Linked DNA regions of Homo sapiens: region 2 is linked to region 1. A link is a contact called in ENCODE Hi-C or POLR2A ChIA-PET data. All regions are on one chromosome and are shown on one strand. Each heading gives the region's core, a stretch centred on a gene start or an enhancer-like site at or near the end of the contact. The rest is flanking DNA. Distances are from core to core; before and after follow the strand shown.

Region 1 (7,787 bases), core at 1,335-3,834:
CCATTGCACTCCAGCATGGGCAACAAGAACGAAACTCTGCCTCAAAAAAAAAAAGAGAGAGAGAGAAAAGAATAAAAAAAGAAAACACAGTAAAAATGAAATTGGAAGGAGAGAAGAGTTATGCTTCAGGAATACCACACACGCCAGATATTTGGCATATATGCAGGAGTTCAAATGACAAATCAGCTGCACTCACAAAAAATCTGGCATATGAAGTACTAGTCTTACTTTGCTTGGTTCCATAGTACTGTAGGCTGGGAGATAATGAATTCTTTAAAAATCTTTCAATGTTTCTAATTCTAGAGAGAAATTCTCCCTGATTCTGAATGTCACCTGAATGCAAGGTCAAAGCCACTTGCACAGGGTGGCTGTAAGAGAAAAAGCCTATGGACAAGCTAAGACTAGACAGAGCCATGAAGAACAGAGATGTCCACAGGCAAACTGGTTATTCTCCTTCAAAACTGGATGTGATTAGGACAGGTTCCCAGAATAGTTACAGAAATGTGATGTTTTTGTTCCTTGGGTCTAAATAGAGTTTTGGTTTCCTTAGAAACCCAAGCTGACATATATGCAGGTAAAGAGATGTACATATACACAGAGCATCGTGAATGGTCTATTGCTACCTAAGTCCTGTGAAATATTTGCAAGAAAAGGAGATGGGAAACATCTGAATGAGTACAACGAAGGACATCATTACACGAGTACAGAGTCGCAGTTTTCAGAACGATGTCCTCTCTCTTAACAAGTGGGAAGTTTTCTTTTCTGTGACTCTTTTCATGGCTAGCATTTCAACTTCATAGATAAGTGTCTTCCAGGAGGCATAGGATGGATAAAGCAACTCAGGAAATATCAAAACGCAGCCAAAAAGGAAATAACTAAGTATCAACAGTGAGTCAAGGCTCATCTATGGTCAAATTCTCAACTGTCCTGTGTCACCTAGAATTTATTCTTTGGGACTCAGATGATTTACAAAAGCTTCACACAGAAATAAAGGTCATTCCTCTTTGCCTAGCATGCAGGACCACCAATGATAAATGAATGCTGCCTCCCTGTCTAGGTCACCATCAAAGCCCCAACTCCTTGGGTTCATCCTGGACTCCTTGGAGATGCTAGCCGGCGGGCTTGGGGACATTCAGTTCAACTAGAGCCTCACTGACAGAGTTTTAAGAGAACTCCAGTGAACAAAAAGGGAATCCCTGAGGGCTCCCCAGCCTGTCCCAGTAGAGAGGAGCAAAGAGGGCAGGTACCCTGCAAATCTCCACTCTGTTGGCAGCCTCTTCCATTTCTTCCCTGAGGGCATCAGCCTTGGCACCCGCAGGCTGTAAGCTGCTGGACAAACCTGAAGACTTGGAAGTCTGCTGCCACCTGATGGAAAATAGGAGAAAAAGAGATGTGAGACAGGTAGAGCCCTGGGGATCCCATGGGAGCACTGAGAAAACATCTGGTTACAAATATCACCCAGGGAACTACATACCCTCACTGGAAAAGGGAGGTCATGAAAAGGCACCAAGGACTAGGCAAGGAGACAGTGGGCCCATATTTCCATGCGTCAACTGCTTACTGAAGCTGAGAATCAGCTGCCCCTTCAGATAGGACGAGCATCCCCTGGTTTGTCACTATTTTCTCTATTGTCTTCCAAACACTAAAGCCAAATGGCAATCACTACTGCTGTCTTTTTAAAAAAATTAATGTTATTTTTAATGGATAAATCATAATCATATACATTTATGGGTACAATGTGATGTGTTGGGATATATGTACACATGTACACACACACACAGTATGGAATGATTAAATCAAGCTAGTTAACATATCCATCACCTCACTTACTCATGATTTTCTGTGGTGAGACATCTGAAGTTTAATCAGGGTGATTATAGTAATATACTGTATATTATATATTTCAAAATAACTATCACTGCCCTTTAAGCACAGTCTCTATCATTGGTTTAAGTCCCCTGCCTATCCTGTGGGAATTTGAGTATGGAAATCCTCACCTTCTTGGCTTGAAGCCAGTGACGTATGCTAAGTGAGAAGACATGCTGGTAAGATTAAAAACAAATCTGATAGCAAAAATCTCCACTGGTAAGCCCAAAACAATTTTTATGGCAACATTTAGATTCCTCATGAATGTTTTCTTAAAAATTTGGCCTTCTAACGAAGTCACTCAGAAAACTTTAGGAGGAAATACAAATATTTCTGGCTGCTGTGTTATCAGCAGGGAATTACCAAAAGTAGGCATAATTGGAAAGATGGTTCCAATTATGCTATAGTAGTAGCTGAATTAGGTCTCAGCAGTGGGTTCCTCTCCTGAGTCTGTAAACTCAATGGGTTATAGAGGCCAGCAAGTTAAAAAAAAATAAAATAAATCAAATGGGCCATTATCTTAAAAACTAGTCCGCACGATCCTCTATTTCCTACTTGTAATGGAGACAGGAAATATAAAACTATTTCTCAGCTCTAAGAAAAACAATCCTGTAATCAGGAGGACAAACAGCAGCCAAGGCTGGCTTTAGTCTTGGGAAGTCAGGCGGGAGCAGGGGGAGCTGGGAACTTGGTAGGAGGGATCCTGCCTTGTTTAAGAGAGGGTAGCTGTTCATGAGCTCCAGCTGATGGGGCTGAGGTGGGCAGGAAGCTGGGTCATGGGTTGCCAGATGTTTCAACTGACTAGAGAAGGAGGAAATTGTTATGTGAACTCTCCCAAGTGAAATGTGGCAACAAATAATTTCTTTTAAAAACCATGCAGGCTAACAGCATACAGACCAAACAAGAGAGCTCTGGGGGCTCTATCTGGATCTCAGACCATCAGTCTGCAGCCTCTGATGCGAGGACAGAAAGTAGAATGTCATTCTCATGTCAAGAGTCAAGAATCTAATCATTTAGTATTTTCTCTACTCCACTATTCTTTTCTCTTTTGCTATCTGCAGGAAAAACAGAAGAATGCAAGGCTCTATAATACAAGAAATGGAAACTAAAAGTCTCCTTGCTGTTAGCAAAAAGGAGCAAAAATGAGGATTCTCTGTCACTTAAAGAATGCAATCACGGGAAAATTACTTTAAAAAGGTTTTGAGACATCAAGCTGGCTTGAAGCTCCAGAGATGAACACATGTTCTCTGAAAGATTCCTGATTCCAAGATAAGAATTCAGGGCAAACTAGAAAGGAAATATTCTACTGAAAGATGTTTCAACATCTAAGTTGAAAAAAAAATAACAGATCAAGATTAGGAAGAATTCCTGGGTAATTTTTTCTTATAAAGGTTTACCCTATACAAGTGATATATTTGATTAATACTCTCCCAGTTGAATCATTTCAAATAAAGTATTAAAGTGTTGTGGAGTTTTGGAGAATAAAATACGAGATGCCATGGCTGTAATTTAGATCTCAGACAATAACTACAACACAATGGTAGATTATGGAATTAAGTTAGAACCACCATCTGACTCATGCTACCTGAAGAAAAAATAACTAACCAATATGAAAGTGTTTAAAATATATATAAAGTGACTACAAACACTAAGTAGATTTTTATGGCTTTGTAACTCAGGATTAAATTTTTTAAAAAACAGAATCATACTAAATATAGGTATATTAAAATGAAGACATTTTCCCAAGTTCCTTCTTTTCTTTTTATTCTCATCTATTTTTTCCTCCAGATTTTATCCTGTAGTCAGTATCTTGATGCTTTAAAAACATATACATTTCCCCTTTTTATAAGAAATTTTATTTACAATTTACAATGTTATATATATAATATATATGTATGTATAATATATATGCATATATAATATATATACATATATTATACATACATATATATTATATATATTATATATGTATATATATTATGTATATACATATATATTATATATACATATATATTATATATATACAATATATATTATATATAATACATATATAATTTTTTTTTCATATCAAGTCTCGCTCTGTCACCCAGGCTGGAGTGCAGTGGTGCAATCTCAGCTCACTGCAACTTCCACCTCCTGGGTTCAAGCGATTCTTCTGCCTCAGCCTCCCGAGTAGCTGGGATTACAGGCACATGCCACCATGCCCAGCTAATTTTTGTATTTTTAGTAGAGACGGGGTTTCGCCATGTTGGTCAGGTTAGTCTTGAACTCCTGACCTCAGGCCATCCACCCTCATTCGCCTCCCAAAGTGCTGGGATTATAGGCGTGAGCCACCGTGCCTGGTCTATTTTGATATTTTAAAACAGTGACAAGATGTCCAAAATATGTTCTCTTTGTGGAACATAAATAGCAAACAAAATACCAAGGTAAACTCTTGTCATGTGAACAGACGAGTTTTGTACAGATACTCATGCTGGAAAAGGTGACATGAATTTTGTACAGATAGTCATGTTGGGAAAATTTTGTACAGATAGTCATTTTGGGAAAAGTAACACGAATTATGAATTTCAAGGTTTGGTAGTCTTTTCAGACCTCTGTTCTACACATAAACTCAAGAGTTGGGCTGCTCTGTCAGAGGAGAAACAGGAACACTAGACATTGTCCAAGGAAACTTTGAGCTTTGAAAGTTGAAGAGCAGAAGGATCATTTCTTCTCACTAAAGTAGCTGATGTACCACCATCCTTCTCTGGGGAAAGAGGACTTGTGACTATGTGATCTGGGGGAGATGAAGATGGGACACAAGCTTTAATGAAGCCTTGGGAGAGATGAGAGAGAAGGGAGAGGAATAAGGGTTTAAAATTTCAGGTACCAGGAATATGTAAAGAAGGCAAATGCAGGTCAGTTCAGGACAACAGAATGTCCAGAAGAAGAATTTTAAAAGGCAGACAGGAGAGTGTCTTCATTGGGGCATTCACTGTTCCTTCTGTCTAGTCTTGCCCCTTCCTCTGCCATGGGCATCCCCCACTTTTTAAGTTCCTGCTTCCACTCTGCAGTAATGTGTGGTCAAAAAGGGGACTGCCAGGTTCTGCATGACCCAGGCAGTGAGTGGCCCAGGTGAGGGCCTCTGATCCAAGTCAAGCCTGTGCCATCCTTCCTCACACTGACCCAACTGACGAGTCATGGAAGTGGGCATATGAGCAAAGTCCAGACAAATGGAGTCCCTCTTTGGCACTTTCGGAATTGGGGCAAAAGGAAGAGGGCTCATAGTGGGGAGACATGAGCCCATGCGACATCCAGTGACCTTGAAGAAATCAGATGTGAGAAAAAGACACCTGTATGGGGAGGGGTGAGAGACGAGGAATGAGTTTTGATGGCCATCGAGACTCCACTGCCAGTTCTAACAAGACTTCACACTGCCCCGCCTCCAGAATTCCACTTCTTAACTCCATAGCCTGCACAGTTTCCACTCCAAAACCCTCCTGTCTTACTTACACTAGTTCACTTGCTTCCAAAGAAGGTAGGGCTTCCATAACAAAGTACCACAGACTGGGTGGCTTAAACAACAGAGGCTTATCTTCTCACAATTCTGGAGGCTGGACATCCAAGATCAAGACAGAGGCTGGAGACCTCTATCTGTGACTTGCAGATGGCTGCTGTTTCTGTCCTCACACAGCTTTCCTCTGAGTGCGTGTAGAGAGAGAGATCACTCTTTCTCCCTATAAGGCCACCAATCCTAGTGAAATAGGGGCCCATTCTTATGACCTCATTTAACCTTAATAAGGTTCTCCTAAAGAACCTATCTCCAGATACAGTCGCATTGGGGGTTAGCGCTTCAATATACAAATTTTGGAGAGATACCATTCAGTCCCTAGGACCCAGAGGCAGCTGGTTCGGCAGAAATGGAATGTGTATGTGTCCCAGACTCGGGAGGGTTAACCTTGAGCTACATGACCAGAAAAAAGTCAGGCTGACTTTGGAGAAAAATTAGGCTCCTTCTTTAAGCACTGCTAAACCAAACCTATCACACACAAAAAAGAAATTTGCGTATCATTCAATTCAATTCACAACCTTTAATTCAGCATAAAGCGTCCTGTAAGCATCAGTTTCTCTGAGAATATTGAGGTCTGTATCATTGGCTTTTGAAGCAGACAAGCCAGATTTACTTCAATAGTGACAAACATACACATCTTATTGGGATCTAATTAAACACGAGATAAATTAATTGGATTTGACAGTATCCATCAGAATTGTGGCAGAAATTAAAGATCCAGTCATGGGACTATTGTTCAAGATGTGCTGATAATATATACAAATCTACTTCCTGTCTTGAAAGGCGGAGGGTCTCTATGTGGAATTCACTGTTGCAGTGCTGCAGAGCATACTTCATGAAGGACAGAACAATATGAAATAAATCAGAAGTAGGATGCTGCAAGGAAGAAAAACTAACCTGTGCCATTGGCTTTATGGAGAAATGCAGGGGGTAGGGGGGGAGCATTCAGAACCCAGCTGTTCCAGAAGAGGAGCTGGTGATCCCTGCTGTTCAATAGCACAGCATTTGGTCTTGCTCTCACTGCTATATCTTGGGATGCAGACCTCATACGGGCTAAGAGTGAGGAGTTAGGGAAAATGGCAGGAAGTTGTGTTGGGTTGGCTTCTTATGGCTTTTGGCAAGGTCCTACAAGACAGGTAGACTCAGGCTAGAAATGGCCAGTCTGAGAGTAAAGCGGAAACAAAGAGTATACCTTTGCTAAAAATGCCCTTTTCATCCTGTAGCCTATAACTCATACTTATGGGGAATCTATAACTTGAGGCCTTGAGTTAGATCTCCCGCCACGGTTACCAAAGCTGACACCTGAAGGGGAAATCAACTGAGTTTTCAAGGGGACTGTACTGTCAACAATCCCCCAAAGCGGCCGGGCACAGTGGCTCACGCCTGTAAACCCAGCACTTTGGGATGCTGAGGCAGACGGATCTACCTGAGGTCAGGAGTTCGAGACCAGCCTGGCCAACATGGCGAAACCCCGTCTCTACTAAAATTACTAAAAATACAAAAATTAGCTGGGTGTGGTGGCGCCCATAATCCCAGCTACTCAGGAGGCTGAGGCAGGAGAATCGCTTGAACCTGGGAGGTGGAGGTTGCAGTGAACTGAGATTGCGCCATTGCACTCTAGCCTGGGCAACAAGAGCAAAACTCTGTCTCAAAAAAACGAAAAAACAAACAATCCCCCAAAGCAATTCCCTATCCCTAAACTCACAACTGCACAAAGTGGGCTATGAAAAATCACCGATGTGATAAAGGAGACGGATCAAGTTTATATGAAAACAATGCAAACAAGACTTTTTTAGTCTAAAACAACAAAGGTTATAAAGGGTCCAAGTTGAAGTTTATAAAAACAGAAATTTGCATGGGGGTGGGGTAGAATTTCCTTACTAGATTTTAATATACAGGAGATGATAAGCTGAAGATATAAAAACATTTGTTAAATCACAGGGGAGAGGTCCCTAATGACACCAAGTGGCATGTACGTTTGCAGAACCTACAGACTACTTGGTGTCACCACTGAAAACATAACTCTAGACTTTGTCTAGTGTTCCTGCTAGAGGAGTTCGTGACCAGCCTGGCCAACATGGCGAAACCCCGTCTATACTAAAAATACAAAAATTAGCTGAGTGTGATGGCAGGTGCCTGTAATCCCAGCTACTCGGGAGGCTGAGGCAGGAGAACGGACCATCAATGTGACCAGGAATAATTCTCCTTCTCATAAGAAGACAAAACAAAAATATGTATGGTAATGACATGGTTTGATACTAGCATTCAGCCTGCTAACAAGAGGCTCTGTGGTGGAAATGTGGGTTTTCTTTGTAGATGCAAAGAAAAGACTTCAGAGCTAAGCCCCAGGTTTCAGAGAAGGATGTCACTC
Region 2 (7,787 bases), core at 1,570-4,069, 56 kb before region 1:
TGGATTCTACACTGGCTCAGAGACCTGAACGTATGGGACAAAACAACAGTCTGCTGCCAAAAGGACATTAAAATAGGGTCCGCACAGGGCGAGGGACATTATGAATCCTGAAGGTCAGGAGTTCTTAAACCTGCAAGATGGAACATGAGCCACTCCGCTTCTTAGAGCCCTGGGGGTGCTGTCCTCCCAGGCCTTCTGTTGCCCACTTTTGTTCCCCAATTTCTCCTCTCCTTCTGCTCTTTTCTGCTTCTCCATTGATATCTTCTGCTCATTCTTTTTTTTTTTTTTTTTTTTTTTTTTTTTGAGATGGAGTCTCGCTCTGTTGCCAGGCTGGAATGCAGTGGCACAATCTCGGCTCCACCTCCCAGGTTCAAGCAATTCTCCTACCTCAGCCTCCCAAGTAGCTGGGACTAGTGGCACGTGCCACCATGCCCAACTAATTCTCCTCGGCCTCCCAAAGTGCTGGGATTACAGGCGTGAGCCACCGTGCCTGGCCATCTTCTGCTCATTCTATTGCTTATGTATTGACACTACCTTGTGTCCCTTCCCTGGGGTGGCTGGAAGAGTCACCAGATGTGACACACTGGGAGGAGCAGCCCTGGAGACCTGGCTCGGGTGACCTTCAGCTCCTCCGCAGCTGTGACCTTCCCCGAGGGCAGCAAGCCTGTGCCCTCCTATCATGGGCTCCTTCAGGAGACACCTCAGCACCAAGACCCACCAAGATGGGCGTGGTGCTACTGCATTTTCCAGGGAGAAATTTGCCTAATTTTTAATAAGCCTCGGGGTAGATGACAGCAGCTGTACCTTCAACATTAATCACATCCAAAAATAAAGAAGCCGAATCACCAGATGGCTCTTCCCCGTAATATTTAAATCTGACCCAGTACAAACACTTGCAAATTGGACTAGCCTTTTCAAAGGCAGCACGGAGCTGAACCCCACAGGGTCACTGCTTCCGTCTAATCACGGAAGAAATAAATCACTCTTTTGGAGAAGGACGTGGAGGGAAAAGTGCATTATCACAAAAAGTCCCAGTGCATCCTAGGACAGCACTGTTCTTTGAAATGGGTGAGTGGGTGTGTGTGTATGTGGTGTGTGTGTTCCAACCCAAGCTGCCTCACCTTCTGCTACTTGGGACAACACTAGGTACACATATGCTCCAGCTCACCGCCATGCTACTGCACTTTACTAAGTGGGTTGGCTCTAGCCCAAGACACAGCTCAACCCTGTGCCTGTCTCCCTGAACAAGGAAAATGCTCAAATGACTTTAGCAGCCACCACAAATAGGCCCCTGACTTTATAATCTTATGTGGTTGAAGTGTCTGGGGAGATGTTCCAAAAACATCCCGTTCCTTCCAGCCAATGAATGGTTTTGGCTAAACGTGGTGTGTGTTTGCGATTTTGTGCTTACAGATTTTTCTGGGGGAAGAGAGCTCCGTCTTTGTTTCTAAATTTAAGCCCAAACTAAATTAAGTCGTTGTGGGTTTGTCCAATTAGCTCCTCAGGGAATTGGCCAGGGAGGGGAGTCTGGTGGAGGAGAATGGAGACATGCATGTTTTCTGAAATTCACCCCTCTCTAAATATCTATCTGGAAGTATATTTTTCTAGCAAGGCTTATTTTAGTAATAGTAAAAAACATCTTGGGTTCTTAGCCCCTGTTCTCCAGATAAGCATTTATACCTGTCAGTTGCTTGGGCTCTATCCAGGAAATACCTGAGTTTTGATGCTGTTTTGTGATCATAACCAGCTTCCAGCCTCTCCTGAGGCCCCACTCCAAATGACTCAGTGTCTTCAACCCCCGATAATAAGAGCAAAAACAGAACCCCAGGCTGGTGGGCTTAGACCGAGAGAGATCCCATAAGAAGCCCCTGTGTGGGACACATGGATTCCAGGGTTGCTTTCCATTGGTGGGCTTCTAAGGAGATCTTATGAGCTACCCCTGGTGCCAGCCCAGTCATCCCAAAGCACGCAGGAATGTGTTCACTGGCAGTAACACTAGCAATCCCTCCCCTAGGCACATTTCACTAAAGTTCATAAAAAAAAGTGAGGGAGCCTGTGGCTTGGTTACCTGTAGACATGCTTTCCCCAGGGGACATGCCATCTAGCATGGGGGCCTCCGTGGACTGTGGACTAGAGGCCGAGAGGTTTACTGTGGGAGGCTGAGGAGGCGGCAGAGTAGGTCTCTGTCGCGGCTTAGGAGTGGGCCGCGATTTGCTCAAAGTGCTTGTAAAGACAGAAGGAGAGGCCAGGGGAGGAGCTGCAGCTGGGGAGAGCTGGCCCGAGGCCAAGGAGTACCCCTGAGGGTAGCTCAGTCCATAGGGTGACGGGGTGCTGGGCGGGGTGGGGGACAGGCTGACTGGGGACGGCTGGCCAGCGGACTGGTCTGCCATAGCCCCCGGCTGGCCAAAGGGGACCTTGGGTGGAATCGGTGCCAGCTTCTTTGAAACTGAAAGAGAAAACACAACACAACAACAAAACACAAAGTTGTTGAATGAAGCCACTTGTGGGGCCTGTTCACACACCCTTCAGCGTTCAAAGCTGTCCCCACCTCCTGCCCCTCGCCACCCACCCACACCTCCCTGCCCTGCCCCCCGGCCTCTTGCCACATTGACAGCAGCCAATACAATTTTTAAAAATTAACCGAGAACTGCAAGTTTTCCTATCTTCCCATCTGTTAACTAATTTTTCCTCCTCTTTTCTGGATTTCTGCCCTGATCTACACACGCACACCCAGCCAAACTAGAGAACAAATTTCCCATCCACAGGAGTGGGCTGCCTTCCCAGTGGTGAGAGGCATCGCTGCTACTCTCTGAGCAAGAGTGAGTCAGTGGGGCAGGGTCCAGCAGAGGATGACTCCAGTTCAATTTGCTGTAATGGACAGAGGAGCCCTGACACAGGGGCAGGTCCTCGGGATAGAAAACTGACTTTTGGCTGAACCTGTCCAGTGGCTTCTGGCTCCCCTAACAGTGATATGTGAGCAAATCCTCCGGCCACAGAACCCCTGTTCCTTCATTACTTTATATGCTGTGCCTCAATCCTGCATCCCTGCTGCTGAGGCTTTCTTCTCATTCTTGTTTCTTCCTAGAATTGTACCCGCTGGTCTAAGCATGTATGGATCGACTGCATTTTTCGTTGTTTTTCTGGGGTTTTTTTGTTGTTTTTTTTTCTTTTGGAGACGGAGCTTTGCTTTTGTCGCCCAGGCTGGAGTGCAATGGCGCGATCGCCGCTCACCACAACCTCCGCCTCCCAGGTTCAAGCAATTCTCCTGCCTCAGCCTCCTGAGTAGCTGGGATTACAGGCGCCCACCACCACGCCTGGCTAATTTTGTGTTTTTAGTAGACACAGGGTTTCTCCATGTTGGTCAGGCTGGTCTTGAACTCCCAACCTCAGGTGATCCGCCCGCCTCGGCCTCCCAAAGTGCTGGGATTACAGGCGTAAGCCACCACGCCCGGCCAATCAACCGCATTTTTCAAAGTACATTATTGCCCTGACCTCCTTTGCCTTACCTTCATTATCCTTTTCCCAATCTCCCTATAGGATGACAAATCCATTATACCTTTAATTGAAAATGAATTGGTAAAGACAATAAATTCAAACGTCCAGGAGATACTTGATGGGCAAATATCTTGAGAGAGTGATCACTAACCTGTTAGGCTTAAGTGAGGACTGGCTGTGTGTGGGTCTGATTCCTTTTTTTTTTTTTTTTTTTTTTAAGATGGAGTCTCGCTCTGTCACCCAGGCTGGAGTGCAGTGGCGCGATCTCGGCTCTCTGCAAACTCCGCCTCCCGGGTTCATGCCATTCTCCTGCCTCAGCCTCCCAAGTAGCTGGGACTACAGGCGCCTGCCACCATGCCCAGCTAATTTTTTGTATTTTTGGTAGAGATGGGGTTTCACTGTGTTAGCCAGGATGGTCTCGATCTCCTGACTTCATGATCCACCTGCCTTGGCCTTCCAAAGTGCTTGGATTACAGGCGTGAGCCACGGTGCCCAGCCATGTGTGTGGGTCTGATTCTAGAAGGAATTATCTTGTAAGTCCTAAGGGAGAGGTCAGAAGCTCTTCCTTCTCCCCACCCCACCCCCACTCCCTCCAAGGAACAAGGTCTGTTAGGAGGACACCTCATGTATTCTCTGGGTGTGTCAGTCTGCAGTGTGGACAGAAGGACATGCCCTTCAGAATCCTACCAACGTGGGCTCAAATTTCTATCCTGCCACTTACCCGCTGTATTCCCTGGGTCAACTTATTCAAACATCTTCTATGCAATTGGAGGAAAAAGATTTTCTCTGCAGCAGTGTAATAATTAAATGAGATCATACATGTCAAGTACCACATAATCATGACATAATAAAACCACTTAACTTTCCAATTTCACTTTTCAACTCTACTTCCTGAGTACAGGGGAAGTGCTTCCAGCAGCTGCTACTGCAGCTCATGGCAGCCACGTGGTCATGGGTGACAGACGCAGGGGTACCCCTGGATGAGAAGCAGGTGGAGACCCTAGGTATCAATGCTTGCACATGCCTTCTCACGAAGGAGCTGGGGGACAGAGGATGCATCACCATGTCTGTGATGACATTTACCACTTCCGGTGGTGACAGGAATAGGATGTGAAATTGTCGGCACGCTGTCAGAAGACTGAGGTGTCAAAAAAAAAAAAATTAAAAAAAAAGACCTGCTAAGTGTGCCATCTGTGGGCATGATGGGGAGTAGAGAAGAAATGTATACCTTTCAAAAGATGGGTCTGAGCTATTGAAGGTCACTTGGGAAAGGGACCTGAGTCACTCTAGGCTACACTGGCTGCCTAGGTCCAATGTGCTGCAAAAACGAAAAGGGTCAACCTGTCACTGGCATTAGGAGGCTGGGTGGCTGCTACAGGAGCCCTGGCTCTCCCACTGGACGAGACAATGACTTAGCCATCACCCCTGTATTGTAGTGCTGTGGGGAAAGTTAAAGGACTCTTTTTTTTTGGAGACAGAGTTTTGCTTTGCTGCCCAAGCTGGAAGGCAGTGGCACGATCTTGGCTCAGTGCAACCTCCACCTCCCAGGTTCAAGCAATTCTTGTGCCTCAGCCTCCTGAGTAGCTGGGATTACAGACGCCCACCACCACGCCCAGCTGATTTTTTTATATTTTAGTAGAGACGGGTTTCACCACGTTGTCCAGTCTGGTCTCAAACTCCTGAGCTCAGGCAATCTGCCCATCTCAGCCTCCCAAAGTGCTAGGATTACAGGCAGGGGCCACTGCGTCCGGCCAGTTAAAGGACTCTAAAACAAAGAGGTGCCTGGCCGGGTACAGTGGCTCACGCCTGTAATCCCAGCACTTTGGGAGGCCGAGGTGGGCAGATCACCTGAGGTCAGGAGTTCGAGACCAGTCTGGCCAACATGGTGAAACCCCATCTCTACTGAAAATACAAAAATTAGCCAGGTGTGGTGGTAGACGCCTTTAATTTCAGCTACTTGGGAGGCTGAGGCAGGAGAATCGCTTGAACCCAGGAGGCGGAGGTTGCAGTGAGCCGAGATTGTGCCATTGCACTCCAGCCTGGGGCACAAGAGCAAGACTTCGTCTCAAAAAAAAAAAAAAGACATAACCAAGAATATGGCATCTAGACCAAGGAGAAACCATTGGTGCTGGAGAAATGCTCTGAGATGCTGAAATCTCACGCCGGCACTTTGGCCCAACTCCTATTCAACCTTCACGATGTCGTTTCCGCTGGGCCACCTGTCCTAACTCCTGAGTCGAGAAAGCATGCTCCCAGGTGTCCTTACAGTACCCTGAGTGTCTCCCAGCACAGTGCCAACACCTTTGCCTTATCATTGCCTTCCTCTCTGGAAAGCACAGAGCTCTGTACATAGCAGGATTTAATAAATTTGTGTAGAATGCAAAAGGAATGAGTAGGGATCGAATAAGATCCACGGGCTTGGTGAGGGCAGACAAAGAGAATGAAACTGCCACTGCAGATCGGAACTAAGGGGGCTGGAAAAGGGCCTGTCATGAAGGCACATGTGGATGAGCTAAATCCGGGCCCTATTCGACAAATCCAGGAGTTAAAAGCCGCTCCTAGAAGTGCGAGTGGTCTGAAATTAGAACACACAGGATGATGTATTATTTTAGACGAGTGAAAGACTCTGCAAAGAGATGACACAGGTAAGAACAAACCAAAAAGGTTCAGATAAGTACGCTCAGTACAGCTCCCCATTTATGAAATGTCACATGGAGCATACCTTTAGCTTTTGGAAGTGATTATCTGAAGAGATAATAACTGGTCAGTGTGGCCATTCTTGGGCCATTCAGAGCTGAGACTCAGGTACTACAGAAGCTATCCTGACTCCCTCCTGTCACCCTGTACGAGTGATCTAGGGGTAGGCAGCTGTGCCAGGCTGCCCTGCGGGGAAGGAGACTCCTGTAGATGACCCTATACAGCTTTTCAAATGACAGAGGTAGGGCCCGGCAGGTCTCTGGAAAACACACATCATTGTGGACAATGAATTTTGCCCTGGTGGCATCATTTGGTGTATGGGAAGCACTGGCCTCTATACGCCCCTAATGAGCCCACCTGTCAAATAAGTAAACTGAGGAATAATAGAGAAAGGATCCCTTTTAACTTCCAAAGCTCTAATGTCCAGATGGGAATTAGTCACTAAACCACACAGTTTCTCAATATCCAAGTTCATAGAGGAAAACGAGCCTTCAGGGAATGTCACAGCCACCTCCGGCCTGAGACCAAGGAGAAGGGAAGCAGGGCCATACCTTTCCGGAGGGTGTGAGGACTCTGGTCTGCAGGCGGCTGGCTGGGGCTGGGGCTGGCGCCCGGCTGAGCTCCAGGTTGAGCCCCTGGTTGAGTCCCTGCACAGGCTGTGCCCTGGCTGGAGCCTGGACTTCCTTTCTGTGCAGAGCCTGGAGAAAGTTCCTTGCTTTTTGTTGTGCTGAAACGAAAGCACATGAGACAAAAGAAAAGCCCTGAACTCAGTGAGCGGCAGCACCAGCCTTGCCGATGGCCACCCTGTGTGTCCTTCTGGGCCCCGTGCAAGTCTGTCCCAGCTCTGGTCTGTCTTGGCCCCTTCCTAAAACCTTCGCAGGTGCCCCTTGGGGTGACTGCCCTTCCTGGAGCTCTGATGGCCTGGGTTCTGCCCCCATCTCTGTGGCACTTGGCACTCACTGCCAATGCCCTTTTCATGCCTCTGCCCTCCTCTCTTCAAGGAGACCGTGAGCAATGTGAGGGCAGGGGCCTGAGCACCTCTACCGTATCCTGCCATCAACCCAGGAATTCTAGAACATTCTCAAACTGGAACACCAAAGTGCTTTTCCTACTGTAGCCAAGAGGACTTCTCAGGGCCACTGTGCCCAACGAGTGCTGATGACACGGACTCCTGCTGCCAAGCTTGTGGCCCAGCTCTCCAGCTGTTTGCCCTGAGCCTCCAGCCACCCCCCAGGCAGGAGGGATTCTAGGACTCATCCTCAAACTCAATACCCATTCCAGCAGAAGCTAGGGTGGACAGAAATCCAGGCCATGCCCTTAAATGTGGGCCAGTTTGAGTCCCAGTCCCAGGCTTCAAGAGAGGTGAAGGTCGATGGCAGTGAGGGCTCTGGCCTCTGACCTCTGGAATTGACAATGAGGCACCCTAGGTCACCAGGTTTCCTAAAGAGGATTCATCGTTACTGCAAGGCTGTTCCTCAGCCTTCTTCTGAGGATGAAGCACGTATTAGAAGACACCTCACTCTACACCACAAACCAGGGATTTGTCATCCTGATACGCTGATGGTAGATATTACTAATTGATCTCCACACTTCCC

What was found. A loop is a pair of places that touch in the nucleus more often than their neighbours do. ChIA-PET counts read pairs that join two places held with the same protein, here RNA polymerase II (POLR2A). Pooled maps may share reads with other maps.
Region 2: a loop to region 1 is called in a map of heart right ventricle, with 7 times the contacts of the local background. The contact joins two enhancer-like sites. A Hi-C loop is called at or near these places in 2 of 168 maps with a recorded cell type or tissue (MCF 10A and heart right ventricle), 1 of 37 single-sample maps with no recorded cell type and 5 of 50 pooled maps. POLR2A ChIA-PET finds 5 or more read pairs at or near these places in 3 of 52 experiments (GM10248, WTC11 and activated CD8-positive, alpha-beta memory T cell).

The regions. Positions count from the first base shown.
Region 1 is chr17:12,922,507-12,930,293 of GRCh38, reverse strand. It overlaps ARHGAP44 (Rho GTPase activating protein 44), which reads right to left. Exons shown (of 21, transcript NM_014859.6): 7 at 1,248-1,365. Among named protein-coding and RNA genes, the nearest start is that of MIR1269B, 9.1 kb to the right of the region's middle. Within about 2 kb of position 2,584, at least 5 of the 41 ENCODE cell types and tissues checked have a DNase peak (open chromatin) inside an H3K27ac peak, as active enhancers do; they include heart right ventricle, where a contact is called at or near this core.
Region 2 is chr17:12,979,190-12,986,976 of GRCh38, reverse strand. ARHGAP44 (Rho GTPase activating protein 44) reads right to left here. Exons shown (of 21, transcript NM_014859.6): 19 at 6,744-6,919; 20 at 2,069-2,446. Among named protein-coding and RNA genes, the nearest start is that of ELAC2, 35 kb to the left of the region's middle. Within about 2 kb of position 2,819, at least 15 of the 41 ENCODE cell types and tissues checked have a DNase peak (open chromatin) inside an H3K27ac peak, as active enhancers do; they include heart right ventricle, where a contact is called at or near this core.